Linked DNA regions of Homo sapiens: region 1 is linked to region 2. A link is a loop called in an ENCODE intact Hi-C map of the cell type or tissue named here. Cell type or tissue: heart right ventricle. All regions are shown on one strand. Each heading gives the region's core, and the rest is flanking DNA. Links, peaks and the distances in the headings are about the cores only. Region 1 has its middle 14 kb from the start of LINC02442. Region 2 overlaps LINC02408 (long intergenic non-protein coding RNA 2408).

Region 1 (12,483 bases), core at 2,190-10,189, 49 kb after region 2:
TTGACCATGCTTTTATTTGTGTGTATGTATTTTTGTTTTGTTTTGTTTTTGCTCCTGGGTCAGCCTTGGGAGGGTAAATCACTACTGAAAGAAACATGGCTTTGTCCCCCAAAAAAGGATGAACATGTAGACCCTCTGGGAGTAATCAAGGCCTAGTATTAAGGAAAGACAGGGAAAGGTCAGGAGGCCTTTACTTCTGTGAGTGTCTGGAACCCAAAAAGACAATAAAAGCCTGCTGCGGATTAGGGCCTCAAAGTCAGTAGCTTCCTAGCCTCATTCTTGGAATTTACATCCCCAGGAAGAAAAAAGGGTTGCTGGTTGGGAGTCCTCAAATGGTAGGCTATTAGGCCACTTGTGACATGGCACTCTTGAGACAACTGGTGCATTGGAGGATAGTTTCAAGGTAAACAGTGAACCTGGAGCTCCTTGCCTAAGCTTGGATTTGAGCAAAAAAAAAAAAAAAAAAAAAAAAAAATAGCTTTGTTCAAAAATCCAAAATGGCAGAACCAGCTTCCTGAAAGACATGGCTCCTCATTTCCATCCACCCCCACAGACCTGGACCAGAAATATTCCTCAGTGCCCTTTAGATCTTATGGAACAAGTTTTCTTCAGTGATACCACATGTTGGTGAGAAGCTATGACAATAAATGTCTGATCTCTGCTTAGGTGTGGAAGTCAGACAAATTCCTCTATTCACAAAACCCCACAGATTGAGTGGCTTAATCTGTGTTTGCCTTTAGGGTTCTTTGATATTGAAAGACAAAGGGTAGTCTCAAGAGTAAGAGACTGAACTTGATAATCTCGCATGTGTGTGTTCAAGTTGATTTTTAAATTTAATTTAGAATAGAAAAGAAATGTGTATATCTCTGCAGTTGACAAATTTGGTTAACTACAGGCATAACTGTAGCAGTGTGTGCATAGTAATTGTCAGTAAGTGCCCTTTGAAAGATTTAAAGTCAAGTGGATGTTGGTTCAGAAAGGGATCATGGTCCATGTGTTTCTTTTCAAATGAATGAATGAATTTCTTTCCTGGCCGAGGTTGAGAGACTGCAGTGAGCTATGAGCTATCATCGTACCACTGCACTCCAGCCTGAGTGACAGAGCAAGACCCTGTCTCAAAAAAGAAAAAAAGGAGAATTTATTTCCCAAATGGTTAACATGCTGTTGAATATGAAAACTAAGTGAGACTGAAAATGACAAACTCATTTCTGTATTTGATCTTTTTAGCAATATTCTCAATTCCTCTCTCAAGCTACCTTCATGGAAAAATAGGAAAAACAAGTAAGATCTAACTCTGCAAAAGAATAGAGTTATAATTTTATTCACCATTTGTGAATCTCTATGAAAATGGAAAATCTGGTGAGAACAAATATAGTCAGTAATATCCTGATGAATAGATCAGGTATAAAATCTGGATACTAATGAACCATATTAATGTACCCAATTAAGTGTTTTAAGGTGAAAATCAATTATGCTTTCTGGTGTTGTCTTAGTTCATTCACGCTGCTATAACAAAATACCTTAGGCAGAGTATTAAAAACAACAGCAATTTATTTCTCACAGTTCTGGAACTTGGAAGTCCAAGATCAAGGCACCAACAGATTTGGTGTCTGGCGAGGGCTGCTCTGCTTCAAACATGGCACCTTCTTGCTGCATCCTCATATGGCAGAAGTGGGCAAATAGCTCCCTTCCACCTCTTTTATAAAGTCACTAACCCCATTCATGAGAGCTCTACCATCATGACTTAATTATCCCCTAAGGGCCCCAACTCTTAATACTATTACATTGATGATTCAGCTTCAATACATGAATTTTGAGGGGACACATTCAGACCACAGCTACTATTAAATGTTTTGAACTAGAATTAAGTTTTTTCTTACCTTTATGAACACGGCAACACTTTCAGATTCTACAATAATTTCAAATGAAAAAGAGACTGGTTTCAGCCACAAGTTCTCTTAAGCTCTCATATTGTTTGGCCACGTGTTGAGGTAAGGAGGTGATTGGATCAACGGGGGTGGTTTCCCCCATGCTGTTCTAGTGATAGTGAGTGAGTTCTCAAGAGATGTAATGGATCTGTAAGGTGCGCTTCCCACTTGGCTTTCTCTTCTCTCTCCTGTCGCTTTGTGAAGAAGGTGTCTCCTTCCCCTTCTGCCATGATTGTAAGTTTCCCGAGGCCTCCCCCAAGTTATGCAGAGTTTTGAGTCAATTAAACCTCTTTTCTTTATAAATTACCCAGTCTTGGGCAGTTCCTTATAGCACTGTGAAAACGGACTAACAGAAGCTTTTTATCTTAGCATCTCTTCACTTTCCTTCCACTCCACACCTAAATCCCACCCCTACTCCCAAAAATTTATTAAAAAAAAAAAAAAAAAAGCTTTTCATGCTTAAGGCCAGGTGTTCCAGACTAGCCTGGGCAACAAAGTGAGACCTTATCTCTACAAATAAATAAATGTTAAAAAACAAGTAGCTGGGCATGGTGGCATGTGCCTGTGGTACCAGGTACTTGGTAGACTGAGGCAGGATTGCTTGAGCCCAGGAGGTTGAGGCTGCAGTGAGCTATGAGCTATGATTGCACCACTGCACTCCAACCTGGGCAACAGAATAAGACCCTGTCTCTTGGGGGAAAAACAAGCTTTTCTAATGAACTCATTAGCATTAGTATTCTGGTAATATTCTTAAAGATCTGATTAAAAGACAGTATATAGATTTTAATAATTATAATATGAAGAATCTTGTTAAGACCAAAAGGTACACATTTCTTAAACCTCCAAAATCAATCTTCTTTCCCTAGGTTTTAAACCCATCATGTGTTATGTAAAACAAAACAAAAAAAAAACCTTAATCATATTTGAATAATAGTTAGGAAAATAAAATGGTGAGTACTTGGTTGACTTTTTGATGTGTAGGAAATATACTTGCACCCTGAAGAGTTGAAGCAATCTATCCTGTTATGCAAATGTGAAGGTTATGGGTAACTTATCTTGCCATGACAGAGTATTTTTTTAAGTTGTCAAAACTATTGTGGCCTTGACTATCCACAGACATTTAATGCATCTGCAGATTAGCAGGTTAATAGTTCTCAATCTGCCATCCCTATTCAAACACAAAATCTAGGTCTTGTCTAAGAGTTATTAAATTGGCATTTTGTCTTGTCTTGTGAATTAGCTCATATTCACACATTGAAATCTCAGATCATATCTGTAGTTGGCAAGGAAAACAGTAACACTGAGCCGTGCTGTTAAAAGGTAGATGACCTGTTAAAATAAGGAATAAACAAAGAGATAAAAAAAAAAAGAAAGAAAGTTTCTGCTCTTTTTGAAATCCATGTTCTCTTAATATGATTCAGCCTTGTTTTGTGGCTGGTGAAGTGTTTCGCATTTGTAAATTTGGGCTCAATAACTGTTTAGCTCAGAAAAGCCAACTGTATGTCATTAATTGTTGGACTGTTTACAGTAGTCTCATTTCTAACTGGAAAAGGCCCCTGGAAAATGTTTTCAGAATCCAAAAAGACAAATTGTTAATGTAGAGCATTTAAAATAAAACATCATTTTTCAATATATCAGTTGTTTTAAAGTATTTTCTATGCTGGCATTTGCAATGTATATCACTGTTGATGATAGGGTATCTTAATCCTCCTCTTATATATTGGAAATTTCTAGTGGCTTTCATTGTATCTATCTATATATATGTTTAATAAGGGTTGGCAGGTATTGCAATTTACATACATTTTACATAGAACTGATCAACTATGTTTTGTTTTGTTTCTTGAGATGGAGTCTCGCTCTGTCCCTCCTACTGGAGTGCAGTGGCGTGATCTCGGCTCACTGCAACCTCTGCCTCCTGGATTCAAGCAATTCTCCTGCCTCAGCCTCCCAAGAAGCAGGACCACAGGTGTTCACCACCATGCCTGGCTAATTTTTTGTACTTTTTTTAGTAGAGACAGGGTTTTGCCATGTTGGCCAGGCTGGTCTTGAACTCCTGACCTCAGGTGATTTGCCCCGCTCAGCCTCCCAAAGTGCTGGGATTACAGGAGTGAGCCACCACGCCTGGCCAGAACTAATCAACTATGTTTTTGTTGCATCTTTGCCTGTCTCTCCCACTGGGCTATAAGCTCCTTGAGACCGGGAATTGTGGCTTTGTCTTATATACTTCTGCCTAACACAATCCCCTTGTTGTTTGCATGCATTTGTTTTTCTGTAAACATTCATTGGATACTTGCTAGGTGTGAGGCAAGCTGCCAAGGTTTCTATTTGAGTTACCTCATACCCTCAGAACAACCTAATAGCTTAGGCATATTATTGCCCTCAGTTTTTTAGGTGAGGAAGTGAAGGCATAGAGAACATAAACTTTGACAGGTGAGTGGCAGCCTCAGGCTTCAAACCCAGGCAGCCTGATTTCAGAGACTTTGCTTTTACTTTCAGGACTAGTGCTTTACTAGTGAGAGAACGGAGGCGAGGATGGTCCTAAAAGGACGCTGAGGTAGATAATAGTGTTCATTTTCTTAAATCCTGAAGCCAGACCTTTGAAAGTGGTTGATTGTTCAGCCCGTCTTCATACCCCCAACCATTCTCTTATATGGCCTGTAATTTACTTGAAATACCTCTATGTCCACATTTTGTATACAGTTATACTCCCTAGATGCCTAGAATAAGATCTGAAGTGCTCCAATCAGAAATCCGTACTTTGAAGGTGGTTAGTTAAAATTGGAAGGATCTCAGTAAGGAAGTATAGTATTTTCTACACTCTAGTAGCAAGTATTTTAAATACTACTATACAAATATGCCCTCCAAGGGTTGATGATGCAACATAAGGATACTAGAAAGTGCTTTACTATTGGTGAAATAAGCTGTGTTTATGATACATGGTTACATGGAAAGATTTGTATAGAAAACTCCTTTCCTTGTATGAATAAGAAATGGGGATCCAGGTAGCCCTGTAGCCGAACACCTTTTATAGAGTGCCTAGGTCTAGAACTCTAATCGATCATGCCCCCCACTTTATGGAGGATTTTGTTGGCTAATCCACCTAGCTGATCCTGCTAATAGAATACATGTTGTGTTTGCTCAGGAGAGCTACTTTCATGCAAAGTGCTTGTCAGAACACCCAGAAAGTCAGAGAGCCATGATTTCACCAAGTTTACAAGAACTGGTTTTAGGGCTATGTTTTGTATACATGTCAAAATCTGGTCTGAAATTTGCTAATAGGAAAGTTGTGGAAACGCGGGGACATAAAATTCCCACCGTCTTTTGATTATCTGAAGCTACCAACAGTGGTAAATTGTAAATGGCCAAGGTGGCTTAGGGAATTTCACAAAACCTAACTTTCTTCTTTTATTGAGATATAAACCTTGGCATTATTTCCAGCATTTATGTCTCTTTAGTAAATAATAATTAACTATTCAAAAAATTATCCAGCCGGGCACGGTGGCTAACGCCTGTAACCCCAGCACTTTGGGAGGCTAAGGTGGGAGGATCACAAGCCCAGGAGTTCGAGACCAGTCAGCCCAATATGGTGAAACCCCATCTCTACTAAAAATACAAAAATTGGCCGGGTGTGGTGGCACATGCCTGTAGTCCTAGCTACTCAGGAGGCTGAGGTGGAAGAACTGCTTGAATTCAGGAGGTGGAGGTTGCAGTGAGCCAAGATGGCGCCACTGCACTCCAGCCTGGGTGACAGCGAGACTGTATCTCAAAAAAAAAAAAGAAAAAAAAAAAAGATTATCCATTGCATGATGCCGTTTACCTATTTTTGAAATTCTCTTACTTTGCACAAGGTCAAAGTTGTATAGACCATCTTTGTCTATTATAGGAAATCATACCTGGTCTATTATAGGGACATTTTTATGAATGTTTTCTGGAAGTATGAACAGATGATATAAGACTTATCCAGAGGGCTTACAAAAAAAGTGTTGACACTCTATGTCCCATCAAATTATTCTACAACAAACCAGGGATAGACAGCTGCAAATTTGAGCATTGAATGACAGAATTTCCAGGGACACCAGAAAACTCCCATGGCTTCCTTCTCCTTTCTAAAAAATGCGAATTTAGTGGTGAATAACAAAAGGAGGATTTACAAAGCTAGAGTTTTGATCCTAGTTGGGGAAATCAACTTCCAAAGGATGTTAGCAGAAACATCCAATAGTTCTTCTAAATGCATCTCTGCAAATTATTACCATTAAATCTATGTTAACTGAGGAAAAAAAATCTACCACTCAAGGATTCACATAATAAAGAAGATGAAATTAGAATATTCTGCTTTTCTGCCATGACTATTATATCTACCATTTGGCACAAATATTTCTTTTTTTAGTTTTCTTTTATTTTTAATTGACACACAATAAATGTACATATTATAAGAAACAGCATTTCAGTACATGTACATGTTGTGTAATTATCAAATCAGGGTAATTAGCACATCCATAATCTCATACATTTATTGTTTCTTTGTAGTGAGAACATTCAAAATTCTTTCTTCTAGCTATTTTGAAATATACAATACATTGCTGTTAACTATAGTCACCCTACTGGCACAAATATTTCTGTAAGGCTGTTTATAGTTTTTTATTTAGGTACATATTCCACAGATGTGGATTTTAATTGAAAAATCAGAACTGCTTATGGCTAGTGGAAAAAATACTACAAATTTTCAGGGCAACAAATCTCCAATCAGAAATTCCACAGTGATCTAATTATTGAAGAGTTTTTTGAGAAAGTCTTTCAAATGTGGTCTTTTTTGTGGGAAAGGATTTAGGGGATTTATCAGGTTAAAGCTATTTGGGTTCACACCTATGAACTCATGGCTAGAAAAGACTCTGAGACTCCTTTTTTATTCCTTTTTTCTAAATTAAAGTGTAATGCATTTGGGTCAGAATGTCACTGATACTGTCCTTCCTTAAACATGTATAGACTGGGAGATCCCATATCATCCTTTTATACCTGTGGAACATGCACCTTACATCTCTGTTTTTAAGCTTTACTTTACTTCATTTAGTGGAAATGTTTAAGCTGTGTTGCCATAAATTTGGACTTACTCTCTGGCTTAAATTAGGTTGCATTGGGAAAAGTTTGCAAAGTATTTGAAGAACTATAGTACTTAGTATTTACTAAGTAAACTTAAACATTGTTTGATTGTGATAAGCTATTTGATCCAACATACATGTATCAAATGCCTGCTAAGTACCAGGCACTCTGCCACACAAGGAGAACTTTAATGCATCCCTGTCCTTAAGGAGAACATCCTTGTTCGTCACCAGGAGAAAAGCTACAGCCTGAAGTAAACTCATCCTACCAAGAGAAGTGGAATGACTACATTTGAGCCAAAGAAATGTCAAACACAAGGGTTACTACATGCCACTGTACTGGTATTGCTTTATAATTTTGTTTCTCTCTTCCTGCCTGGCTAAGAGGAGAAAGAAGACGAACATTGTAGAAGTAAGTAATTGAAAGCAAAATCTTTAATGACTTTCTCCAACTCACTAGTAGGCTCCAGGTTAGAACACTTTTCCAGAAGCGATGAAGCTTACAGAAATGAAAATGTTAACATACCTTCAAAAACGCGCCACAACTGGTACTAGCCACAGTTGGTTTACAAGGAAATAAAAGCTAGAAAACAGGATTCCTAGCCCTGTGTTTCAGTGGTGGTGTAATTTTTGCATGAGAAAAAGTAACTCTTTATACCCGAGCTTTCCAATATGGTAGCCACTAGCCACATATGGCCATCTAAATTTAAATTTAAATTACTTAACATTAAATCAAATTAGATATTCAGTTCCTCCATCACACCATCCTCATTTCAGTGGATGGCACTCCAGAGCACACAGGGTTCCTGGCTACTGTACTGGGGACACAGATCACAGCACATTTCCATGATCACAGAGAGCTTGGTTGGACAATGGCTGCTTCACATCGGTCACTTCCAGATGTCTTAATTTGAAGAACAAGGTTCAAGGTGGCTTAGACCTCCTTATTGCTCCTCTGTGTGTATGAGTGTTCTAACTGAGTGGCTAGAGCTAATGCTTGTTTTCATGGTAGAGTCCAGGTGTTATCTATGGAAAGGTAAGCAGGTAGAGCATCTCTGGAAGCACCAACACTATCATTATTTCCCTTTTGCCATAGCTATTGAGGAGAAGAAAGTCTTAGTTCACAATGATGTGAGTAGTTACCTTTTCTCCAAATCCTCTGCTAGAAGAAACCCTAGATCCTAAGTCCACTCCTTCTGTGTCAACCTGGCTCACAGATCCAGCTCAGTGGTCACTACTAAAGGCACTACCCTCACTGCTGCTCCCAGCACTGCCCACCACCTATTTCTAAGGCTCTAGGTATTGACCAAACCATTGGTAATTCCTCTTTGGTTTCAGAGATATGGAAATTATTCAATTACAGAACCACTGAAAGAGTGAATATTAAAGATATCTATCAATTTGGGTGACTAGGATGTATTCTGAAAAACATTTGTGGTATCCGTTGTTCTCACCAAAATTCATCCATCATTTTAATTATCTGATGACTCTGTCTGGCACATTAGCAATACTATGTCTTGATCTATTTTGGAAACAAACACATGAACATCTTGTAGCAAGAGTGTAAGTATTCAAGTACTGATCCCTAGTACAATAGATAAAGTGTATAAGTACCTTTGTGTCCATTGAGATCAGGCTTTTCAACCATATGTGTCAAGATTAGGTCTGGTTTTATTACCAAATAACTTTCCCCAAAAAACTTGGTTTTCAGAGCTTATTGGATTTTGGAATTGCAGAGGTGGGAGTGCAGACCATTAGCTCCCTCTTATTTCTCTTTCAGTGTCTTCTCCTCTGAGAACTTTCTGTGACCACTTTCTCTGACCACCTACACTAGGACTACATTTAAAGAGCCTCCAAAGGCAACTTGCAATTTTCTACCATATGTTATCACAGTGCAAGTTCCTTAAAGGCAGGGATCTGTCCCTTTTTGTTTCCTGCTATGCCCCTATGTCGCCATACCAACTCAGTGCTGGCAAACAGTAGGCACTCAATAAATACTTATAGAATGGATGAGGGAGTGAGTGGATGTTGGATGAATGACTCCTGTCATAGCCTCCTAGCAGTGGCCTCTTTCCTCCAGTATCTTTCTATTTTAAATTATCCGTGGCAAGGAATCCGCTGTGTTTACTGACATCTGTTTTCTCCTGTTCATGGACACAGCTAGCCTACATTTCCCAGTCCTTGCTGAAGTTAAGGAGGTCATGTGACTGACTTCTTGCCAATGAACTGCAGGCAGAAAACATGCATGTCCCTTCATGCCTGCCCCGTAAACCCTCTACATGCTCTCCTCTTTCATCCCCTAGCCAAAGACAGAGGCTCCAGGAAAGAACTCTGAGGCTCTAGAAGATGGCAGAGCTACAGATGGAAAGATGCCCTGCAGGACTGTGTGTTTGTTTGCTACGGCTGCCATAACAGAGCGCCACAAACTGGGTGGCTTCAACAACAAAAATCCATTGCCTCAGTTCTAAAGACTAGAAATCTGAGGTCAAGATGTTTGTAAAGTGGGTTCCTTCTGAGGGCTGAGAGGGAAGGATCTGTTCTAGGCCTCTCTCCTGACTTGTAGATGGCCATCTTCATGTTCACATGACGTATTCCCTGTAGGTGTGCCTGTGTCCAATTTCATAGGAAAACCAATCCTATTGGACTAGGGCTCAATCTACTCCTGTATGGCCTCATCTTAACTAATTACATCTATAACAGCTCTATTTCCAAATAACGTCATGGCCTGAGGAACTGGAGCTTAGGACTTCAACATATGAATTTTTTCAACCAGTAACAGGCCACATAGAAGACCACTTGCCAAAGAAAGACACGTGCATTACATTTTGCATAAGACGGTTTATGTTAAGCCACTGAGATTCTAGGGGTTTCTGTCACGGCAGCTAGTGTTTCTTACCAACACTAAGACACCATCTCGTCACACTAACCTTGGCTTTGAGAGTAATAAAAATAATAATACACTTATATATTACACTTTTTGGAAATGCAAAAAAAAAAAAAAAAAATTAGGCTTCAAATCGTTCCTCAGCCTTCAGACTTATAATTCTGTCTAGACTTGCAGCATCTGATTGCTCCAGTGGATGGGCTGTTGTCTGGAGAGAGTCGCTCTCAGTGTGTGGTAGCCAGAGAACAGGCCTTGAAGTTGGGGGACCTGGGCTTCAGTTCTATCTCTGCCCCTAGAAATGCAGCATGACCTTAAGGCAAATCATGTTTTCCACTGAGCCCTTGTTTAGTCATTGGAAAAAAGAAAACAATCCTTCCCTCTTGGTGTTGTTGGGAAGATTAATCAAATTAAATTAATCTTCCAATTAGCACAGAGTCTGGCACGGAGTAAGTGCTTAATATGTTTTCTTTTTAAAACAAGAAGAGGCAGATTTTTTATCTGGGAACTGTGATCTCACCCTTCTACATTGGTGTTCAGTGTCTGAGGGACATAGGACTTGGCAGCCTTAGTAAGACAAACCTAGGGGCTGATATTTGGAGTGATGGCCTGAAGAAAAGGAATTATGAGTGTTCTATATGAGTCTGAGGGCCATACAAGGAATTTAACTCAATAAAGCTGTCCATCACTCAGTACTAACCAATGATGGGCAACATTTTAAGGCAAGGAGTTTTCTGTCCAGCTGGCTAGACCATGGCTCAAAGAGTGGTCCTGCTAGGCCTGGTTTCTGGGTGCCAAGAATGGCATGGGTTGACACACAGAGAGGCAGTTTCCTAAAGTTTGGGCTGTGGGTTGGTTTTGGTGGGGTGATTTTGATATGATTCAGATGAGTAATTGGAGTAGATTTACAGCACAGCCATTCTATGATTAGGACAGCAAGGTGCATTCGCATAGAGTTAGACATAAAACAGGTGCATTCTTATCGAGTATGAGGAAACAAAATGTTTGCTTGAAAATGTGTGTGCTCTGGGGAGAAACTGGAGGGGTGAGCCATGGCAGCATGAATGGCCATGATGGAGAGTAGGGAAGAAACCACCAAAGGAGAAGAGTGGGGGTAGTGTGGGCACTCAAGAGCACAATTCCCTGCCACACTTTTCATAGAACTGGTCCCACTCCCCACTCAGAAAGGGCAGAATATTTGTCAAAACATATTTTCACTGTCATGAGCCTTAGGTTCTCCAGTAATCACCCCATCAAAACCAACCCACAGCCCAAACTTTAGGGAATTGCCTCCCTGTGTGTCAACCCATGCCATTCTCAGCACCAGAAACCAGGGCCTGGTAGGGCCGCCCTTCCAGCCATGGTCCACACTGCAGGGCTTCAGACTCCCTCCGAGGCAGCATGGTTCTGAGAAACTAGAGGGCAAGCTGTTGATTCCAGACTTTAAGGACACAGAGTGGGAACTGCTGACTCCAACATTTACTAAGAGCTTGAGTGGGGATCCTTTGGAAAACCTCATAGTCAGTTAAACTCATCATGCCTCACTTTATTTTTACCCTAATGACTGGCTAGATATAAGCCTCTCTAACGTCTGTGCTCATCCCCAAGCTGCTCTGTGCTTCCTCTCTCCTATACAGCCTCCCGCTGCTGCTCCTTGTTCCCTCATCAATTTTTCCTCTGAACCATATGGAAACTCTCTCCACCATGGCAAATACATTCCCTACCTCCAGCTCCATGGCCTGATCGAACTCTGGCTCTCCCTACAATACACCCAGCACTTCTCTTGCAGTTTTTCTTTCTCACACACATATAAACAGCATGTACCCCCGAGGAGGTGGGTTGGGGACCAAGTATCCCCCCTACCCCCCACCAGCACCATTTCAGGATTATCACTTCTCTCCCATAGTATAAGAAATCCTGCTTCTGGGAAGGCTTGTGCCATCTGGCTCTACTTTCAACCACATGCTTAATTGCTCCATAAATGGTAGAAAGGACTAATTTTAGCATTTCTGTCATTTAGCAAGTCACAAATTCTGCAGCATGAATTAATCCCATTTAATCTAGATTGGTATCCTTGCTCTGTCCCTGACTAGCTATTTGACCTTTGGAAAAGTTATTTAACCTTTCTGAGCTTTAATATCTTAGAAAATGGGAGTAAAAATGCTTACTGAAGGAGATGACTGTGTGAGTAGAATGGCACAATGTACATGAAATCATCTTAAAAAGCATAAAATGTGAATTGAATTTGAATAGAAACATCTTTTAGGGTGTAAATATAACTCGCCCTGAGGTAATCAGGAGTTAGTTATTGCTATTTTAGTTAGTTAGCACTGTTTGGTAAAACGATTCTGTAGGATATGGTAATGCTGGATACATGTCGTTATATATTTGTTAAAATCCACAGAATGTGCAAGACAAAGAGGGAACCCTAGTGTGAACTATGGATTTAGTTAGTTAATAATAATGTAGCAATATCGAATCATCATTTGTGACAAATGTACCACACTAATGCAGAATGTTAATAATGGTAGAAGCTGGGGGAAGAGGAAGGGAGTATTTGAGGACTCTGGACTTTCCA
Region 2 (12,483 bases), core at 2,091-10,090:
TGTCTAGAATTTATTTTGATATATGATTTTTTTTTGAAATAGCTCTCCATGTGTCTGTAATGAAATAATTCACTTTCCCAATACTGCAGTGTTGATAATTTATACTATCATTAATACTGTTAAATAGCTAGTAGAGTTAATCTTTTTCTTTTAGAGTTTTTCAGAAATTTCATGATTTTTCTCAGATGTTAATTTCAGTTGTAAACAAGCCTTTTGATAGTTTGTTCACTATCAAAGTTTATTAAAAATTTTCTTATCATTACAATATTGAATCTTTCTATGAACAAGATAACTACTTCTTTTTATTTGGCTACTTTTATGCCCTTTGGTCAAATTTTAAAGTTCTAAAAACATATATGTTATTAAGTTTGTTCTTAGACATTTTATAATGTTTTCAGATATTATTATAAATGAGGCATTGTCTTCCATTATATTTTTATAGCAGGTTATTATTTGACATAGAAAAACTTTTATAAATTTTTTTCTTTTTTATTATTATACTTTAAGTTCTGGGGTACATGTGCAGAAAGTGCAGGTTTGTTACATAGGTATACACGTGCCATGGTGGTTTCCTGCACCCATCAACCCATCATCTACATTAGGTATTTCTCCTAATGCTATCTCTCCCCTAGCCCCCCACCCCCGACAGGCCCCAGTGTGTGATGTTCCCCTCCCTCTGTCCATGTGTTCTCCTTGTTCACCTCCCACTTATGAGTGACAACATGCGGTGTTTGGTTTTCTGTTCTTGTTTCAGTTTGCTGAGAATGATGGTTTCCAGCTTCATCCATGTCCCTGCAAAGGACATGAACTCATCCTTTTTTTGTGGCTGCATAGTATTCTGTGGTATATATGTGCCACGTTTTCTTTATCCAGTCTATCATTGATGGCATTTGGGTTGGTTCCAAGTCTTTGCTATTGTGAACAGTGCCGCAATAAACATACGTGTGCATGTGTCTTTATAGTAGAATGATTTACAATCCTTCTACTATACAATCCCAGTAATGGGATTGCTGGGTCAAATGGTATTTCTGGTTCTAGATACTTGAGGAATTGCCATGCTCTCTTCCACAGTGGTTGAACTAATTTACACTCCCACCAACAGTGTAAAAGCATTCCTATTTCTCCACTTCCTCTCCAGCATCTGTTGTTTCCTGACTTTTTAATGATAGCCATTCTAACTGGCATGAGATGGTATCTCATTGTGGTTTTGACTGGCATTTTTCTGATGACCAGTGATGATGAGCATTTTTTCATATGTCTGTTGGCTGCATAAATGTCTTCTTTTGAGAAGTGTCTGTTCATATCCTTTGTCCACTTTTTGATGGGGTTGTTTTTTCTTGTAAATTTAAGTTCTTTGTAGATTCTGGATATTAGCCTTTTGTCAGATGGATAGATTGCAAAAATTTTCTCCCATTCTGTAGGTTGCCTGTTCACTCTGATGATAGTTTCTTTTGCTGCGCAGAAGCTCTTTAGTTTAATTAGATCCCATTTGCCAGTTTTGGCTTTTGTTGCCATTGCTTTTGGTGTTTTAGTCAGGAAGTCTTTGCCCATGCCTATGTCCTGAATGGTATTGCCTAGGTTTTCTTCTAGGGTTTTTATGGTTTTAGGTCTTACATTTAAGTCTTTAATCCGTCTTGAGTTAATTTTTGTATAAGGTGTAAGGAAGGGGTCCAGTTTCAGTTTTCTGCATATGGCTAGTCAGTTTTCCCAATGCCATTTATCTAATAGAGAATCCTTTCCCCGTTGCTTCTTTTTGTCAGGTTTGTCAAAGATCAGATGGTTATAGATGTGTGGTGTTATTTCTGAGGCCTCTGTTCTGTCCCATTGGTCTATGTATTTGTTTTGGTAACAGTACCATGCTGTTTTGGTTACTGTAGCCTTGTAGTATAGTTTGAAGTCAGGTAACATGATGCCTCCAGCTTTGTTCTTTTTGTTTAGGATTGTCTTGGCTATGCAGGCTCTTTTTTGGTTCCATATGAACTTTAAATTAGTTTCTTCCAATTTAGTGAAGAAAGTCAATGGTAGCTTGATGGGGGAGGGCAGTGAATCTGTAAATTACTTTGGGCAGTATGGCCATTTTCATGATATTGATTCTTCCTATCCATGAGCATGGAATGTTTTTCCATTTATTTGTGTCCTCTCTTATTACCTTGAGCAGTGGTTTGTAGTTCTCCTTGCAGAGGTCCTTCACATCCCTTGTAAGTTGTATTGCTAGGTATTTTATTCTTTTTGTAGCAATTGTGAAAAGGAGTTCACTCATGATTTGGCTCTCTGTTTGTCTGTTGTTAGTGTATAGGAATGCTTGTGATTTTTCACATTGATTTTGTATCCTGAGACTGCTGAAGTTGCTAATCAGCTTGAGGAGATTTGGGGCTGAGACAATGGGGTTTTCTAAACATACAATCATGTCATCTGCAAACAGGAATAATTCAACTTCCTCTTTTCCTGATTGAATACCCTTTATTTCTTTCTCTTGCCTGATTGCCCTGGCCAGAACTTCCAATACTATGTTGAATAGGAGTGGTGAGAGAGGGTGTCCTTGTCTTGTGCTGGTTTTCAAAAGAAATGCTTCCAGTTTTTGCCCATTCAGTGTGATATTGGCTGTGGGTTTGTCATAAATAGCTCTTATTATTTTGAGATACGTTCCATCAATACCTAGTTTATTGAGAGATTTTAGCATGAAGGGGTGTTGAATTTTGCTGAAGGCCTTTTCTGCATCTATTGAGATAATCATGTGGTTTTTGTCATTGGTTCTGTTCATGTGATGGATTACATTTGTTGATTTGTGTATATTGAACCAGCCTTGCATCCCAGGGATGAAGCTGACTTGATTGTGGTGGATAAGCTTTTTGATGTGCTGCTGGATTCAGTTTGCCAGTATTTTATTGAGGATTTTTGCATCAATGTCCATCAGGGATATTGGCTGAAATTTTCATTTTTTGTTTTTGTTGTCTCTGCCAGGTTTTGGTATCAGGATGATGTTGGCCTCATAAAATGAATTAGGGAGGATTCCCTCTTTTTCTATTGTTTGAAATAGTTTCAGAAGGTGTGGTACCAATTCCTCTTTGTACCTCTGGTAGAATTTGGCTGTGAATGCATCTTGTCCTGGACTTTTTTGGTTGGTAGGCTATTAATTACTGCCTCAATTTCAGAACTTGTTAGTGGTCCATTCAGGGATTTGACTTCTTCCTGGTTTAGACTTGGGAGGGTGTACGTGTACATTAATTTATCCATTTCTTCTAGATTTTCTAATTTATTTGCATAGAGGTGTTTATAGTATTCTCTGAGGGTAGTTTGTATTTCTTTGGGTCAATGGTGATATCCCCTTTATCATTTTTTATTGTGTCAATTTGATTCTTCTCTCTTTTGTTCTTTATTAGTCTGGCTAGTCGTCTATTTTGTTGATCTTTTCAAAAAACAAGCTCCTGGATTCATTGATTTTTTGAAGGGTTTTTTTTTTTCTCTGTCTCCTTCAATTCTGCTCTGATCTTAATTATTTCTTGTCTTCTGCTAGCTTTTGAATTTGTTTGCTTTTGCTTCTCTAGTTCTTTTCATTGTGATGTTAGGGTGTTGATTTTAGATCTTTCCTGCTTTCTTTTGTGGGCATTTAGTGTTATAAATTTCTCTCTAAACACTGCTTTAAATGTGTCTCAGAGATTCTGGTACATTGTGTCTGTGTTCTCATTGGTTTCAAAGAACATCTTTATTTCTGTCTTCATTTTGTTATTTACCCAGTAGTCATTCAGGAGCAGGTTGTTCAGTTTCCATGTAGTTGTGTGGTTTTAAGTGAGTTTCTTAATCCTGAGGTCTAACTTGATTGCACTGTGATCTGAGAGACTGTTAGGATTTCCGTTCTTTTGCATTTGCTGAGGAGTGTTTTACTTCCAATTATGTGGTCAGTTTTAGAATAAGTGTGATGTGATTCTGAGAAGAATGTATATTCTGTTGATTTGGGGTGGAGAGTTCTGAAGCTGTCTATTAGTTCTGCTTGGTGCAGAGCTGAGTTCAAGTCCTGGATATCCTTGTTAATGTTCTGTCTCATTGATCTGTCTAATATTGACTGTGAGGTGTTAAAGTCTCCCACTATTATTGTGTGGGAATCTAAGTCTCTTTGTAGGTCTCTAAGAACTTGCTTTATGAATCTGGGTGCTCCTGTATTGGATGCATATATATTCAGGATAGTTAGCTCTTCCTGTTGCATTGATCCCTTTACCATTATGTAATGCCCTTCTTTGTCTTTTTTGATCTTTGTTGGTTTAAAGTCTGTTTTATTACAGACTAGGATTGCAACCCCTGCCTTTTTTTTGCTTTCCATTTGCTTGGTAAATATTCCTCCATCCCTTTCTTTTGAGCCTATGTGTGTCTTTGCACGTGAGGTGGGTCTCCTGAATACAGTACACTGATGGGTCTTGATTCTTTATCCAATTAAAAGTCTGTATCTTTTAATTGGGGCATTTAGCCTGTTTACATTTAAGGTTAATATTGTTATGTGTCAATTTGATCCTGTCGTTATGATGCTAGCTGTTTTGCCCGTTAGTTGATGCAGTTTCTTCATAGTGTTGATGGTCTTTACAATGTGGTATGTTTTCGCAGTGGCTGGTACCGGTTGTTTCTTTCCATGTTTAGTGCTTCCTTCAGGAGCTCTTATAAAGCAGGGCGGGTGGTGACAAAATCTCTCAGCATTTGCTTGTCTGGAAAGGATTTTATTTTTCCTTTGCTTATGAAGCTTAGTTTGGCTGGATATGAAATTCTGGGTTGAAAACTCTTTTCTTTATGAATGTTGAATATTGGCCCCCACTCTCTTCCGGCTTGTAGAGTTCTTGCTGAGAGATCTGCTGTTGCTCTGATGGGCTTCCCTTTGTGGGTAACCCAACCTTTCTCTCTGGCTGCACTTAACCTTTTATGCTTCATTTCAAACGTGGTGAATCTGACGATTGTGTGTCTTGGGGTTGTTCTTCTCAAGGAGTGTCTTTGTGGTGTTCTCTGTATTTCCTGAATTTGAATGTTGGCCTGCCTTGCTGGGTTGGGGAAGTTCTCCTGGATAATATCCCGAAGAGTGTTTTCCAACTCAGTTCCATTCTTCCCGTCACTTTCAGTTCCACCAATCATAGACCAAACATAGATTTGGTCTTTTCACATAGTCCCATATTTCTTGAAGGCTTTGTTTGTTTCTTTTCATTTTTTTTCTCTAATCTTGTCTTTTTACTTTCTTTCATTAAGTTGATCTTCAATCTCTGATATCCTTTCTTCTGCTTGATCGATTCGGCTATTGATACTTGTGGATGCTTCACAAAGTTCTTGTGCTGTGTTTTTCAGCTCCATCAGGTCATTTATGTTCTTCTCTAAACTGGTCATTCTAGTCAGCAATTCCTCTAACCTTTCTTCAAGGTTCTTGGCTTCCTTGCATTGAGTTATAACATGCTCCTTTAGCTCAGAGGAGTTTGTTATTACCCATCTTCTGAAGCCTACTTCTGTCAATTCGTCAAACTCATTCTCCATCCAGGTTTGTTCCCTTGTTCGCGAGGAGTTGTGATTCTTTGGAGGAGAAGAGGCATTCTGGTTTTTGGAATTTTCAGCATTTTTGCGCTGGTTTCTCCCCATCTTCATGGATTTATCTACCTTTGGTCTTTGATGTTGGTGACCTTCGGATAGGGCCTCTGAGTGGATGTCCCTTTTGTTGATGTTGATGCTATTCCTTTCTGTTTGTTAGTTTTCCTTCTAACAGTCAGGCCCCTCTGCTGCAGGTCTGCTGGAGTTTGCTGGAGGTCCACTCCAGACCCTGTTTGCCTAGGTATCACCAGCAGAGGCTGCAGAACAGCAAAGATTGCTGCCAGTTCCTTCCTCTGGAAGCTTCATCCCAGAGGGGTGCCTGCCAGGTGCTAGTGAGAGCTCTCCTGTATGAGGTGTCTGTCGGCCCATACTGGGAGGTGTCTCCCAGTCAGGATACATGGGGGCCAGGGAACCACTTGAGGAGTCAGTCTGACCCTTAGCAGAGCTTGAGCGCTGTGCTGGGAGATCTGCTCTCTTCTTAGCCATCAGGCAGGGACGTTTAAGTCTGCTGAAGCTGCACCCACAGCCGCCCCTTCCCCCAGGTACTCTGTCCCAGGGAGATGGGGGTTTTATCTGTAAGTCCCTGACTGGTGCTGCTGCCTTTTTTTCAGAGATGCCCTGCCCAGAGAGGAGGAATCTAGAGAGACAGTCTGGCCACAGTGGCCTTGCTGAGCTGCAATGGGCTCCACCCAGTTTGAACTTCCTGGAGGCTTTGTTTACACTGTGAGGGTAAAACTGCCTGCTCAAGCCTCCTCAGTGGCGGACGCCCCTCCTCCCAGCAAACTCTAGCGTCCTAGGTTGACCTCAGACTGCTGTGCTGGCAGCCAGAATTTCAAGCCAGTGAATCTTAGCTTGCTGGTCTCCATGGGGGTGGGACCCACTGAGCCAGACCGCTTGGCTCCCTGGCTTCAGCCCCCTCTCCAGGGGAAAGAATGATTCTGTCTTGCTGGCATTCCAGGTGGCACTAGGGTATGAAAAAAAAAAAAAAAAAAAAACTCCTGCAGCTAGCTCAGTGTCTGCCCATATGGCGGCCAAGTTTTGTGCTTGAAACCCAGGGCCCTGGTGGCATAGGCCCTGGAAGGAATCTCCTGGTCTGCGGGTTGTGAAGACCATGGGAAAAGCGCAGTATCTGGGCCAGAGTGCACCATTCCTCATGGCAAAGTCCCTCAGGGCTTCCCTTGGCTGGGGGTGGGGGGAATCCCCCTACCCCTTGTGCTTCCCAGATGAGGCAATGCCCCACCCTGCTTTGGCTCGCTCTCCATGGGCTGCACCCACTGTCCAACCAGTCCCAATGAGAAGAACTTGCTACCTCTCTTGGAAATGCAGAAATCACCTGCCTTCTGTATCGATCTCGCTGGGACCTGCAGACCTGAGCTGTTCCTATTCGGCCATGTTGCCAGCAAATATAGAAAAACTTTTGATAAGCTTACTAAGTTCTCTTTTTGCCAATAATATACTTCTTTTCATTTATTCTTTATTTTAATTTGTTTGTTTTTAGAGATTGGGACCCCCTGTGTTACTCAGGCTGGTCTCAAATTCCTGGCCTTAAACGATCCTCCCACCTTGGCCTCCCAGAGTGCTGGAATTGCAGGTGTGAGCCCATCATTTATTCTTTTGAGTTCTCTAGGCATGGGAAAAATAATTTTTCTACTTATTTCCCATTTCTATACTGGATAGTATTTTCTGAAAAGCTGAGTAATACTGGAGATACTGGGTATCCTTGTCATGTTCCCAATGGTAATGAGAATTTTTCTACCATCTCATCATTAGGCATGAGGTTCTTTATGCCTACTTTACTAAGATTTTGTATCTTAAAAAGTCAGGTATGGCTGGGTGCAGTGGCTCATGCCTGTAATCTCAGCACTTTGGGAGGCCGAGGCAGGTGGATCATGAGGTCAGGAGTTCAAGACCAGTGTGGCCATGATGGTGAAACCCCATCTCTACTAAAAATATGAAAATTAGCCAGGCGTGGTGGTGGGTGCCTGTAATACCAGTGAATAGTTTCTACTCAGGAGGCTGAGGCAAAGAATTGCTTGAACCCAGGAGGTGGAGGTTGCAGTAAGCTGAGATTGCGCCACTACACCCCAGCCTGGGCGACAGAGTAAGACTCCATCTCAAAAAACAAAAAAGTCAAGTATATATATCCTTTATGGATATAATTAATTAATTTATTTTTAAGAGACAAGATCTTGCTCTGTCACCCAGGCTGGAGTGCAGTGGTGTAATCACAGCTCATTGCAATCTGGAACTCCCATGCTCAAGAGATTCTCCCACCTCAGCTTCCTGAGTAGCTAGAACTACAGGCATAGGTCACCAGGCCTGTCTAATTTTTTCAATTTTTTGTGAAGACAGGGTCTCACTATGTTGCTCAGGCTGGTTTCAAACTCCTGGCCTCAAGTGATCCTCCTGCCTTGGCCTCCCAGAGTGCTGGGATTATAGGTGTGAGCCACCACACCCAGCCAGGAATAGATTTTTTATCTTGTCAAATGCTTTTATAGCATGTAGGGCCTTGAACTTTTTATTATTTTGTTACTTGACTCATAAACATAAATTATATAAATATATTTATTAACTTTGAACCATTTTTGCATTCTAGAATCTCTTGACTTGGTTATGGTGTAATACTCTTTAATATATTATCCAATTATAGTTGCTAAAATCACACTTAAGATTTTAATGCCAACATTCATAAATGAGCTTGGTCTTTTCTTTTTAGACTCTATTTAGGTCAGATTTATGTATAAATATTATGCTGACTTTGCCGAACAAGCCTTTCTTTTCACAGCCCCTTTTTCCCCCATGCACTCTTGGAAAGTTTAAATAGTATTGAAATTAATTTTTCCTCAAAAGTTTTAAGGATTTCTCTTATGAAACATGGTACTTTTAGGCAATTTAGGATTTTGGTAAGTTTCTCAATTTATCCCATAGTTATCAGTCTGTTTTCTGTCTCTTCATGGTTCAGCTTTGGTGATTTTTTTTTTTCCAAAAAAAATTATTTGTTTTCAGATTTATTTGCTTTCAACGTTGCAAAGACTTTATTAGGAGCCTTCCTATTTCCCATTCCTCAGATTTCTATTGATGGAAGAGAATGTATGAGTATGATATTTCTGACTGCTCTGTCACCCTTGCTGCCTCTCCCCAAGGGAGGGGGAGTGACTTCTCTGGCTGTGAAACTGGGCGCTTAGCTGAACACGAGTGGCTTGGCTTTATCTCTTTCAAAGGAGCTGCTCCTCAGAATTCACATGCTCCCTTTGGTTCAAGGAGACTGGCCTGGCCCTGCAGGGCCTGACTGTGGATTGGACGGTTTTTTATCCAAATTCTCTGGAGTGTTTGGAAGCTCATTGGGTTGCGATTCTAAGCCTTATATTGTAATCAGCTTAACAACAACAGGTCTGACTTTTGATCTTTATTGATTTAATGCCTCACTCTTAGTTCTCCATATTTTCTCGCTTGGGAGGAGGAAAGAGTGGTTTTATTCATTAGGACCTTCAAACCCTTAATATTGATTTTAATAGATGGCTAAGGACTAGAATTTAGGGGATAAAATAATACATAGAAATGGAACCTTCTTAAAGGCCAGCTTGGGTAGTTTGGGACTATGTCAGGACACTAGGTATTTGAGAAGTGGTTTATAATCACTATCGTCCTGTACCTGGTCTTCACCTGGCATGGGCCTCAGTGTGGGGAGAGAGAGAAGGCACCTCTGTAGCTCATTGACACCAAATGCTACACCTTTGCTTTCACCAAAGCAAGCAGCTAGGACAAGGATTAAATGATCAGAAAAGAACCTTTTAGTTTCAGTTAAAGCAGATTGAGATTCAGTGTGCAGATTTTGTAAGTATTGTGGGTGCAATGAATTTCTCTCTGTAACTTTTTATTCTCAGCAAGGACTGCAGAGAGCTAAGTTATATAAGATCTCTCAAACTTAGATGTGCAAACAAATCTCTCGGGGGGTCTTGTTAAAGTGCAGATTTGGATTCTGTAATTCTGGGGTAGAACCCAAGATTTTGCATTTCTAGCAGGTTTCAGGTGATGCTGCTACTGCTGATCTGAGAGATGCACATTATGAGGTGTTAGACTTTGCTTAGCAGACCCCACTTTGATTTCTTCTTATCTTGTTTTGAACAGCATTCAAGGTGAAAGAAGCCATTTTGGACTCATGCAGCTTGTCCTAGGCTTTGGGTTCAGATTAACCTCCGCCATGTGGCCCCCAGTTGGCGCTGCATGTGCTAATCACATAAATTCTGATCTGGCTTCAAATGTCAGTGACCTAGGCTATCTCTTTACTATGCAGAAGTGGTAGATTTCATTAATAAAAAAAATTAAAGGTAGACTGAACTTTTGTCGTATAGCAAATATGTCATCTTCTTGGTTTGAAATGGAGAAACAATTCAGTGAATGTATTTCAAATTTGCAGGCTAAAGCAGGCGATTTTAGAAGGCTTGTGCCTGGAATACTCTGAGAATCATTTTTCCTGGGGAAATCAAGGAGGAACTAGATTAGTATTTAAAAATATGCTTTCCACTACCATTGGTATTTAAAAATATGCATGCCCACTACCATTAAAACAGGGATTATGGGCAAATGAAAGAAAAATTAAGGAAGACAGACTTAAGAAGAGAGTTTCCCTCTGAGAAAAAGTCAGACCTTACAGGATAGACTAGCTACATATATAGAACATATATACACTCATATCCAACTGCTTTTAAATATAGGCTTGCAAAAGGAAAGATATTTTGGTATTTATCTGAATAGAGAGGGGTTGCTAGAGAATAGAGAAATCTAGACAAGAATTAGAAGAAGCACTGCTCAGATACTAAGAGCAAAGAAGGTCCAAGAGTGCTAGCATTATACAAGATTGAGAAAGAAAGGAAGCCCCTTAAGAAGGAGGTTAAGCAGTTAAAAACCTTAGCTAGGCCCTCCTGAAAGGAGAGAACCCCAGCGGGGAAGAACACAGTCCACTGCAGGTAAAGCTGCGGCAGAATGATCATCACTGTAAGCCCAGGAGATTCAGAAGCAGAGGAAAGAAAGGGCCTTCAGGAGATCAGGACGGTTATTAGCCCTCATGAAAGCCCTTAGGGCACAGGCTTCAGACAGCCTCATAGGCACTCCTGCTCGGAAATTGGCTGAGAGATCCTCTAGCAGAAACACATGTGAAGACAAGGAGAAAAACTGTTCCTTGGAGCCAGGTGTCATGGGCTTCAGCAATCACATTCCAAGAGACAGCAGTAGCTGCCACAGTGTTGCTGACAGGTGCTGCTGAGTCTCTGGGATGTGATAGACCCCAGTGGCATGTATCAGGTTCTACTAAGAACTAGTTCTGAGAATGTTATTTTGTTACATTAACTGCTCTAGGGGCTGTGGATTTACTTGAATTGTTTTAAACTTTGGCAGGTGTGAGGCTGGTGCGTCATATTTGAGATCTTTTAGTCCTTTGAACTTTCCACTTTTAATCAAAGAGAAAACAAAATCCCATAAAAGAAAACCAGCACACAGGGAAAATGTTTTGTAACAAATGTGACAAAGGCTAATTTTCTTAATGCAAAAAACCTAAAATGCAGTAGAAAAAAATGGGCAACAAATATGAACAAGCAATTTATAGAAGAGATAATATGAAAGCCTTTTAAGCAAACGAAAACACTCAACCTCAGCTGTAATTTTAAAAATGCAAATTAAAACAAAGTCCTTTTTTACCTACTAGATTGGCAACAAAGTTTTAAATGTGAAAATGCACTGTGCTGAAGATGTGAGAACACAGGCATCTATGCATTTCTGGCAGAGTGTAAATTGAAAAACTTTCTTTGAAGCCGGGTGCAGTGGCTCATGCCTATAATCACAGCACTTTGGGGGGCTGAGGTGGGTGAATCACAAGGTCAGCAGTTCGAGACAAGCCTGGCCAACACAGTGAAACCCCGTGTGTACTAAAACTACAAAAATGGTGGGGCGTGCCTGTAGTCCCAGCTACTCGGGAGGCTGAGGCAGAAGAATCGCTTGAACCCGGGAGGCAGAGGTTGCAGTGAGCCGAGATTGCACCACTACACTCCAGCCTGGGTGACACAGTGAGACTCCATCACAAAAAACAGAAAAAAGAAAAAACCTTCTTTGGCGAGCAACTTATCAATATTAATAAAAATGTTTTAAGCCCATAGTCTTTGACCTAGCGATCCAACTTGTAGAAAATATTTCTACAGAAAAAAATTACATGTATGCACAAAGATACGATGACTGTGTGTCTATGAGAGTGTATTTCCCAAAGCATTGTTTGTAGCCTGAGAGCAATTTCAATATTCATTAACTAGAAAGTGGTTCAATATATTATGATGCATTCATATAATGCAATGCTATGTAGTCATTAAATGAGTAAGATTTATGCTGATGTGGCTATAGTCTGCAAGATAGATTGCTAATCAGTTAGAACAATGTACAGAACATTGTCAATAGGATGCCATGGTTTGTAGGGAAAATGTGGGGTAGTACATTTATATGCATAAATGCATTGGATATGTTTTATTCTCTATTTCAATGTAACTGGCACTTACCCCTAACTCCAGCCACTGCTGTGATGACCAGTTCTTTGCAGGCTTCAACAAGCTTCACACTGGTGCACTGTGACAGTGTCTCTTCTCAGGCCTGCAGTGTGTACTATTTGCTCCTGCCTGTCTTAGTCAGCTCAGGCTACCGTAACAAGTACCATAGACTGGGGTGGCTTAGAAAATCCAGGATCATGGTGCTGTCCATTCGGATCCTGGTAAGGGCTTTCTTCCCGGTTTTCAAAAGGCTGTCTTCCCTCTGTGTCCTCACATGGCAGAGAGAGTGAACTTCAGTCTCTTCCTTTTCTTATAAGGACACTAACTCCATCATGGGGCCTCCACCCTCATGACCTCGTTAAAACCTAATTACCAACAAAGGCTCCACTTCCAAATAATATCACAT

Evidence for each region. A loop is a pair of places that touch in the nucleus more often than their neighbours do. Peaks named below come from ENCODE experiments on the same cell type or tissue, not always from the same donor. Only the 100,000 strongest peaks of a DNase experiment are listed, where the experiment ranks them.
Region 1: a loop joins it to region 2, with 1.8 times the contacts of the local background. A loop is called at or near these places in 5 of 110 quality-filtered maps.

The regions. Positions count from the first base shown.
Region 1 is chr12:67,597,881-67,610,363 of GRCh38, forward strand. No RefSeq gene overlaps it. Among named protein-coding and RNA genes, the nearest start is that of LINC02442, 14 kb to the left of the region's middle. In heart right ventricle, for the core only: no CTCF peak of the experiment used is centred there; no DNase peak of the experiment used is centred there.
Region 2 is chr12:67,549,235-67,561,717 of GRCh38, forward strand. The region is part of intron 2 of LINC02408 (long intergenic non-protein coding RNA 2408); the gene reads left to right. Among named protein-coding and RNA genes, the nearest start is that of LINC02442, 35 kb to the right of the region's middle. RefSeq lists enhancers at 5,817-6,318, 6,319-6,818. In heart right ventricle, for the core only: no CTCF peak of the experiment used is centred there; a DNase peak (open chromatin) is centred at 6,216.